Regions from separate parts of the Homo sapiens genome. Here region 1 is linked to region 2. Evidence: read pairs that join two places in POLR2A ChIA-PET (ENCODE). Cell type or tissue: PC-3. All regions are shown on one strand. Links, peaks and the distances in the headings refer to the core of each region. The heading gives the core; the rest is flanking DNA. Region 1 overlaps ZNF764 (zinc finger protein 764). Region 2 has its middle 7.0 kb from the start of DCTPP1.

Region 1 (4,387 bases), core at 202-4,201, 120 kb after region 2:
AGGGTTTCACCATGTTAGCCAGGATGGTCTCAATCTCCTGACCTCATGATCCGCCCGCCTCAGCCTGCCAACGTGCTGGGATTACAGGTGTGAGCCACCGCGCCTGGCCCGAGACGGAGTTTCACTCTGGTCACCCAGGCTACAGTGCAATGGCGCAATCTTGGCTCACTGTAACCTCCACCTCCCTGGTTCAAGCAATTCTCATGCCTCAGCCTCCTGAGTAGCTGGGATTATAGGCACCCGCCACCACACCCGGCTAACTTTTGTATTTTCAATAGAGACGGGATTTCACCATGTTGGCTAGGCTGGTCTTGAACTACTGACCTCAGGTGATCTGCCCACCTCGGCCTCCCAAAGTGCTGGGATTACAGGCGTGAGCCACTGCACCCGGTCTCCCACCCTTAAATGGCCTGGACAGACGAGGGATGGGCATGTGGCCATGGCCTTTACTTCTCACTCTGGCTGGCCACTTGGATGTGGCTTATTCTGTTGATGCAGACAAGCATATCCTCAATGCACAGTGAAGCCTGGGAAAGCCCCTTCCTGACTTCAATTGCTTCTGGGGCTGACCCTCAAAGACCTGTGGTAGCAGAGAGAAAAGGAGGCCCTACCTCTGGTGGAAATATCTGTGCCAAGAAACAAGGAGCTGGCTGGGCACAGTGGCTTACGCCTGTAATCCCAGCACTTTGGAAGGCTGAGGCTCAGGGCGGATCACCTGAGTTCAGGAAATGGAGACCAGCCTGACCAACATGGTGAAACCCCATCTCTACTAAAAATACAAAAAATAGCCAGGCGTGGTGGCGCATGCCTGTAATCCCAGTTACTCGGGAGGCTGAGGCAGGAGAATTGCTTGAACCCGGGAGGCGGAGGATGCAGTGAGCCGAGATTGTGCCATTGCACTCCAGCCTGGGCAACAATAGCGAAACTCCGTCTCAAAAAAAAAAAAAAAAAAGAAAAAAGAAAAAAGAAATGAGGAGCTGAGAATGGGGTGGGGCTGAGGCTGAAGGGTTTCATGACACTAAAAAAAATTGATGAGATGCTGGAAAGTTGGGTCATGAGGGCAGGAAGCAGAGGAGTCAGGTCTGGTTTCTAGGCCCTAAATAAGCTTTACAAACTTCAAAGCACTCAGAGATCTCTAGATAATAATCATAGCACCTTTAAGTGGCAAGCTGAGGGCCAAGATCTGGCTGTCAGTCTGGGCTGAGAACTGGTGTTGCAAGCTGGGCCTCCCGGAGGCTGTGCTGAGGGTTAGGGGAGGGAACTAGGTTGTACACTAGGAATTAAAACCTGGTACAAAAGCCGGGTGCAGTGGCTTACGCCTGTAATGCCAGCACTTTGGAAGGCTGAGGCGGGCGGATCATGTGAGGTCAGGAAATGGAGACCAGCCTGACCAACATGGTGAAACCCCATCTCTACTAAAAATACAAAAAATAGCCAGGTGCAGTGGCTCATGCCTGTAATCCCAGCACTTTGGGAGGTCAAGGCAGGCAGATCACTTGGGGTCAGGAGTTCAAGACCAGCCTGGCCAACATGGTGAAACCTCATCTCTATTAAAAATACAAAAACTGGTCAGGTGTGGTGGCGCACACCTGTAATCCCAGCTACTCGGGAGGCCGAGACAGGAGAATCACTTGAACCCAGGAGGCAGAGGTTGCAGTGAGCCAAGATCGTGCCACTGCACTCCAGCCTGGGCATCAGAGAGAGACTCCATCTCAAAAACAAAACATTAAAAAAAAAAAAAACTGGTACAAAGGTATCTTCTACTGCCAAGGTTCCTCTTCTGACCCCAATATGCCCCTGTGATAAGGTGGCGCACGAGTCAACCCGCCCCAGAAAAGCTGAAGGAGAGAGAGACCTTGGTGGGGTCGGATTGGAGATGAGGTTGGAATAAAGTCAGTTCATTACTTCACTTGACACCGGAACAGTGTCTTTTCTCCAAAACTTCTACCTCCTTCCAGGTTGATTAATCTGGTTTCTTCCTTCCTGGGTAGGCCAGACACAGGGCTGAGCTGGGTGACTCTGCATAGGCCAGCAGAGGTCACAGGCCCTTGCTCTCCTCAGGGAGATGTTGTCCTAACCAGGAGCAGGGCAGGGGCTGCCCATGGCTAGACTCTGCCCACAAAGGAATTAGTGGTAGATGGATAATGGGGGTGGGGATTCTGTGCAGAGCTTGGGGATACAGATGGGTAGTCACCCCTGGCTACAAATCTAATCTAACACCAGGTGTTCCTGGCCTACCCCGCTCTGCCCATGATGGTACAGAGGAAAAATGCAAGGTCTGTGCGCCTTGGGACTCTCCTCGTTGCCTGGATTCTGAGTTGACCTGATCTGTCACATGGCCACTTTGTCAGAACTCATCTGGTACGTGGGCTTCACTGATGCTGGGCTAGTCTGACCCCATCCAGGTCAGGGCTGGGTGTTATCACAGGGAGGGGCAGATGCCTGCAAAACCCTGGCTGAGACACCAGTGAAGGCCTCAGGAGTGATGGGTAAAGTCAGCAGTCAGCTAAGAACCCTGGGGTCTCTGTGTGACCCTGGACAGGCTGCTTAGCCCTCCTTGGTCTCAGTGTCTCCAACTGTAAAAGCCTAGGAAAGTGAAGATCTCTTCTAGTTCAAAACTGTGATAAGGCCCTCCTGGCAGGGTCTAGGAGGGCTAAGAAGTCCTGAGGCATGTGGCTATCTCAGGGAGGCCCAAAGAAGACTGGAGGGAGCTCTCAAAACCTTCCCATTCAAAAACAGGAACTGCCTGTTGGCTGATGGCGGACACACCCCTTGGTTTGGGATGAAAGGCAGTCCTGACTGCCTCTTCCTGACCAGGCTGTCCTCTTCAACCAAGGGGTTTCTCTCAGCACTTATGAAGGTGAAATGATTCAATGGAAGAGACAGTACTTTGTAAACCATAAAATGCAATACAAGCAAAGATCTAAAATAAAACCAACTTTTACTTCTCTCTTGCCACCCTTTCTCTCCAACTCCAGAAAACCTGAGTGCTACAGACCACTGTTTGCAAACTCAAATGACCATAGGAACTCAGCAAGTCATATAAATGAGCGGGAAATGCCAGATGGAAAGGCCTATTTGGACAGAGACATGGGTCTAAGAAATACTTCCCTTTCTTCTTCGCTGTACTTTAAGATAAACACCAAAAACACTAAAAGCAAGCCATGATGAATGGCACGTGGTGCTTGGTCAGGAGCCCACGGGAGTGGTGGGGATGGGTGGCCGGGCCACGGTGAATTGTGAGTTCTGGCTCCGGCTCAGCTCCCAACAACTGTGGTTTTGTCGGAGCCTAGGTCGAGTTGCCAAATCTTTGGATTTTTCAAAAGACACCAGAAAACCTGTATTTGGTTGTAAAATATCCTTTTCAATTTTCACTACTAACTCATATCACTTAAAAACACTGCCTGGACTCAGATCAATAAATATGACAACCGCAGGCCAGATCCAGTACACAGTCACAGGATTTTAACTTGGGCAGTAAAAAGACAATGGAGGTGGTGGGTGCCTGTAGTCCCAGCTACTTGGGAGGCTGAGGAAGGAGAATTGCTTGAACTCTGGAGGCAGAGGTTGCAGTGAGCTGAGATTGCGCTATTGCACTCCAGCCTGGGCAACAAGAGCAAAACCCCATCACACACACACACACACAAAGACAATGGAAGCCAGGCATGGTGGTAGCTCACGCCTGTAATCCCAGCACTTGCGGAAGCCGAGACGACAGGATCACTTCAGCCAAGGAGTTTGAGACCAGCCTGGACAACAGTGAGAACCTCATCTCTATGTAAAATTTAAAAATTAGCTGGCCGTAGTGTTGCCCGCCTGTAGTCTCAGATATTTGGAAGGCTGATGGGAGAGGATTCCTTGAGCACTGCAGGTTGAGGCTGCAGTTAGCCCTGTTCACACCACTGCACTCCAGCCTGGGTGACAGAGCAGGAAGCTGTCTCAGAAATAAATAAATAAATAAATAAAAAGACAATGAGTATTGTGTTCTGGGAGGGTCACAAGAATAAAAATAATGATAAAAAATTTAAAAAGACAATGGGTAAAACAAGGTTCTCCTCTACCTCAGTCCTCTTAGCACCTCTGGGCTGAGAAACAGCTTTTGGTTCCCCTTATGTAGGTCTGGGGGTTCTCAACTCAGCCCTGCCTCAGTAGAGGGGGCCTTGGAGAGCCCTGGGCAGTGGGGAGCAAGGTGCTGGCAGAGGAGGCTGCTAAGGGCCCAAGATCAGACTGTCCGCACCCCAGGGCCAGCTCTTGCCCTAGATTCTGGGACCTCCCTGCAGGCCGCCGCAGAGGTTCGGGCCCCTGAGCCCATCTCGGGCCTCCCGTAATGTCTAGATAGTCACTTTTAAGGCCGTCACCCACACTCCTGGAATATCTCCGGGTACAG
Region 2 (4,387 bases), core at 96-4,095:
AAGAGATGATGGTGACTTGAGCCAGGTGATGGTGGGTGAAGATGGAGCAAAGTGGATGTCTTGGGAACGTATTTTGAAGGTAGATCTGGAGGTTTTTGTTGGTTTTGAATGGGGGATGGGAGAAAGGGTAGAATGGCTTACAGATTTTGAGGGTTTGGCAACCCGGTGGGTGGATGGTGACTGATTTGGGGATGGAAAAGATGAGGGACAGGACTGAACACGTGTGGCCTCAGGCGTGTGGTTTAGGGCAAGGCAAGTTGAAGAGGCATGGTGAGTTGGCAGTGAAGTTTTGAATCTAAGGTTTAGAGGAGAGATCAGGGCTAGACATTCAGATGTGGCAGTCTCAATCATTTAGACAATACTGAAAGTCAAGGAACTGAAGATGAATAACTAACACAAGAATCTAGGCAGAAAAGACCAAGATTTGGAGCCAGGCATGGTGGCTCACTTCTGTAATACTAGCGCTTTGGGAAGCTGAGGTGGGAGGATTGCTTGAGCCCAGGAGTTTGATACTAGCCTGGGCAACATAGTGAGATGTTTTCTATATTATTAATGTTTACTTATTTATTTATTTATATTTTATTATTATTATTATTTTGAGATGGAGTCTTGATGTGTTGCCCAGGCTGGAGTGCAGTGGCACGATCTCGGCTCACTGCAACCTCTGTTCAAATGATACTCCTGCCTCAGCCTCCCGAGTAGCTGGGACTACAGGCATACACCACCACGCTTGGCTAATTTTTTTATTTTTATTAGAGACGGGGTCTCACCATGTTGGCCAGGCGGGAGTACAGTGGTGTAATCACAGCTCGCTGCAGCCTCGAACTCCTGGACTCAAGTGATCCTGCTGCCTCAGCCTCCCAAAGTGCTGGGGTTACAGGCATCAGCCACCGTGCCCCAGTAACTAGCTCTTTATGAGCCTATCTTCCCAAGAGACGGGATCCATGAGTCTTTTCAAATCAAAGGTGTTTTTCCAGTGCAAGCCAATAAAGGTTTAATGGCCGGCTGGATGGATTGGGCCAGGCAAGCAGGCCATGCTTGCAGTACATCCTTCTGCTACTGGGAGAAAAGGTGCTGCTATAATTCAGAATATTTGTTCTTAAATTTTTCAGGGAGAGTCATAACAGGGGCTTTTAGGAATCTCCAGCCTAGCTCATTCAGGCCAGAGAGTCCCCAACACCCTTTGAAGTCTTCTTCGAACCTGCTTTTCCATCCTGTCCCTGTACACACTTGCTGAAGTCCAGAGAGATGTTCCGGACTCTTCCCTCCCCACCTTTGCTTCCTCAGTTTCCTCCATCTGGAATGCCCGCCCCGTTCTGTGCACATCCAAATCCAAATGCCACCCATCCTGCAGAGCCCTGTTTCAAGGCCACCTCGTCTGAAAAGCCTTCCTAAACTTCCTCCTAAAAGGAAATAGGGTCAGGCACAGTGGCTCATGCCTGTAATCCCAGCACTTTGGGAGGCCAAGGCAGGAGGATCACTTGAAAAACCAGGAGTTAGTTTCGTTTCGTTTTTTTTCTTTCTTTCTTTCTTTCTCGTTCTTTCTTTCCTTCCTTCTTTCTTTCTTTCTTTCTTTCTTTCTTTCTTTCTTTCTTCCTTCCTCTCTCTCTTTCTCTCTTTCTTTCTTTCTTTCTTAGGTAGAGTCTTGCTCTGTCACCCAGGCTGCTGTGTAGTGCTGTGATCTTGTCTCACTGCAACCTCAGCCTCCCAGGTTCAAGCCATTCTCCTTCCTCAGCTTCCCAAATAGCTGGGATTACAGGCCTGTGCCACCATGCCTGGCTAATTTTTTTTGTATTTTTAGTAGAGACAGGGTTTCACCATGTTGGTCGGGCTGGTCTTAAACTCCTGACCTCAAATGATCCGCCCACCTCGGCCTCCCATACTGCTGGGATTACAGGCCATGGTGCCCAACCTGAAGCCAGGGACCAGCCTAGGCAACATAGCAAGACCCCATCTATACAAAAACACTTTTAAACTTATCTGGGTGTGGTGGTGTGTGCCTCTAGTCCCAGCTGCTCAGGGGAGGCTAAGGTGGGAGGATCACTTGAGCCTAGGATGTCGAGGCTGCAGTGAGCTATGATTGTGCCACTGCACTTTAGTCTGGGTTACAGTCTCAAATAAAAAAAGTGGTACCAGCTTCAATTGCAGGAGACACCAAGAGCCCCAGAAGAGTGAAAAGAAAGGGTCAGTACCTATGGACCAGGCACTGTTCTAGCTGCTGGAGATACTGAACATCCCTACCTTCCTGGTGCTTACATACTAGCAGAAGGGAACAATTCTTTTTTTTTCTTTTTTTCTTTTTTTTGAGACAAAGTCTTGCCCTCTTGCCCAGGCTGGAGTGCAATGGCATGATCTCGGCTCACTGCAACCTCCACCTCCCAGGTTCAAGCGATTCCCCTGTCTCAGCTTCCCAAGTAGCTGGGATTACAGGTGCCCGCCACCACGCCTGGCTAATTTTTGTATTTTTAGTAGAGACGGGGTTTCACCATGTTGGCCAGGCTGGTCTCGAACTGCTGACATCATGATCCGCCCGCCTCAGCCTCCCAAAGTGCTGGGATTACAGGCATGAGCCACCATGCCTTGCCCAGAAGGAGACAATTCTAAAGCGAACTAACACATTCTCAAGGGAATTATAGGCTAGGATAAGAGCTACAAAGCAAATAAACAGGGTGATGCATTGGAGAGTGGCTGGTTGTTGGCCAGGAGGTGGGAAAGGGCCTTTGTGAAGAGGTTTTATTTGAACTGAGACAGGACTGAGAACAAGCCAGTCAGGTGAGTGTGAGGTGAGGTTCCAGACAGCGGGAACTGCAAGCACAAAGGATCTTGATTTGTTTGAAGTCCCAGGGAAGGCTGATGGGCCAGCAGGTAGTGAGAGAGGTAGAGAGAGTGCCATGAGATGAAGCTGGAGATCTGTAGCAGGGGTGGGAAATTGCTGGAAAAGCTGTTTCTGCACTTTGAACAGGAGAAAAATGGATTGAATTGATTTACCTATTTTTTGTTGTTGATGTTAATAGTATTTACATAACTGGCTATGTAAATATTCAATGTTGGCCAGGCACGGTGACTCACACCTGTAATCCCAGGATTACTTTGGGAGGCCGAGGCAGGTGGATCACTTGAGATCAGGAGTTCCAGACCAGCCTGGCCAACATGGTGAAACCCTGTTTCTACTGAAAATACAAAAAGTAGTCAGGCATGGTGGTGTCTGCCTGTAATCCCAGCTACTCGGGAGGCTGAGGCGGGAGAATCGCTTGAACCTAGGAGGCACAGGTTGCAGTGACCCGCCATCATGCCACTGCACTCCAGCCTGGGCAACACCGTGAGACTCTGTCTCAAAAAAAAAAAGTCAATGTTCAATTATTATTCTCCCTATACCTCATACAAATGTATGACTACATTTCATTTGTTCTATAAGGTTGTTTTGGGCTGGAGTTGGTTAGTTGGTTTATTTTACAGGGTTATTCTTGGCTGTGTTGATTCATTTTTTGTTGTCATTTGTGAATTTTCTTTTTTCTCTCTTTTTTTTTTTTTTTGACATGGAGTCTCGTTCTTGTTGCCCAGGCTGGAGTGCAATGGTGCGATCTCGGCTCACTGTAACATCCACCTCCAGGGTTCAAGTGATTCTCCTGCCTGAGCCTCCCGAGTAGCTGGGATTACAGGTGCCCACCACCACTCCTGGCTAATTTTGTATTTTTAGTAGAGACAAGGTTTCTCCATGTTGGTCAGGCTGGTCTCAAACTCCCGACCGCAGGTGATCCACCCGCCTTAGCCTCTCAAAGTGCTGAGATTACAGGTGTGAGCCACCGCGCCTGGCAGTCGTTTGCTAATTTTCTAAATGATTATCACAAATTCTTTTTTTTTTTTTTCGGTAGAGACAGAGTCTCATTATGTTGCTCAGGCTGCTTTTGAATTCCTGGCCTCAAGCAGTCCTCCTGCCTCAGCCTCCCAAAGTGCTGAGATTACAGGCATGAGCCACCATGCCTGGCCACTAATTGTTTTCACATATTCGATTATCCTGCCAATACAATTTTCACACAATTAAATGTATCAATATTATATCAGTTTCATATTTTTCTTTTCTGGAAGGCCTTTCTGGAAGCCTTCCAGGCTCCCTGTCCAGTGTGGGCTGGTTGCTCTGTAAGCCTACTGTTTAGCTATTACCTTCACCTCTCTCCTGTGCTGGGTTGCATTTCCTTAATCTCATGTTTTTCTCTTTCTCAGTTTGCTTCCTTGTTTTTTGTTTTGTTTTGTTTTGATTTTTTGGTTTTTTTTTTGAGACAGAGTCACGCTTTGTCACCCAGGCTGGAGTGCAGTGGCACGATTTCGGCTCACTGCAACCTCCCCGCCTCCTGGGCTTAAGTGATTCTTCTGCCTCAGCCTCCTAAGT

Evidence for each region. Peaks named below come from ENCODE experiments on the same cell type or tissue, not always from the same donor. Only the 100,000 strongest peaks of a DNase experiment are listed, where the experiment ranks them.
Region 1: POLR2A ChIA-PET joins it to region 2 with 11 read pairs; 26 of 35 experiments call an interaction of 5 or more read pairs at or near these places.

What each region holds. Positions count from the first base shown.
Region 1 is chr16:30,550,840-30,555,226 of GRCh38, forward strand. ZNF764 (zinc finger protein 764) reads right to left here. Exons shown (of 3, transcript NM_001172679.2): 3 at 2,925-4,387. The coding sequence ends at 4,355. Among named protein-coding and RNA genes, the nearest start is that of ZNF764, 5.3 kb to the right of the region's middle. RefSeq lists an enhancer at 2,567-3,066. In PC-3, for the core only: no CTCF peak of the experiment used is centred there; no DNase peak of the experiment used is centred there.
Region 2 is chr16:30,434,829-30,439,215 of GRCh38, forward strand. No RefSeq gene overlaps it. Among named protein-coding and RNA genes, the nearest start is that of DCTPP1, 7.0 kb to the left of the region's middle. In PC-3, for the core only: no CTCF peak of the experiment used is centred there; no DNase peak of the experiment used is centred there; H3K27ac peaks cover 304 bases.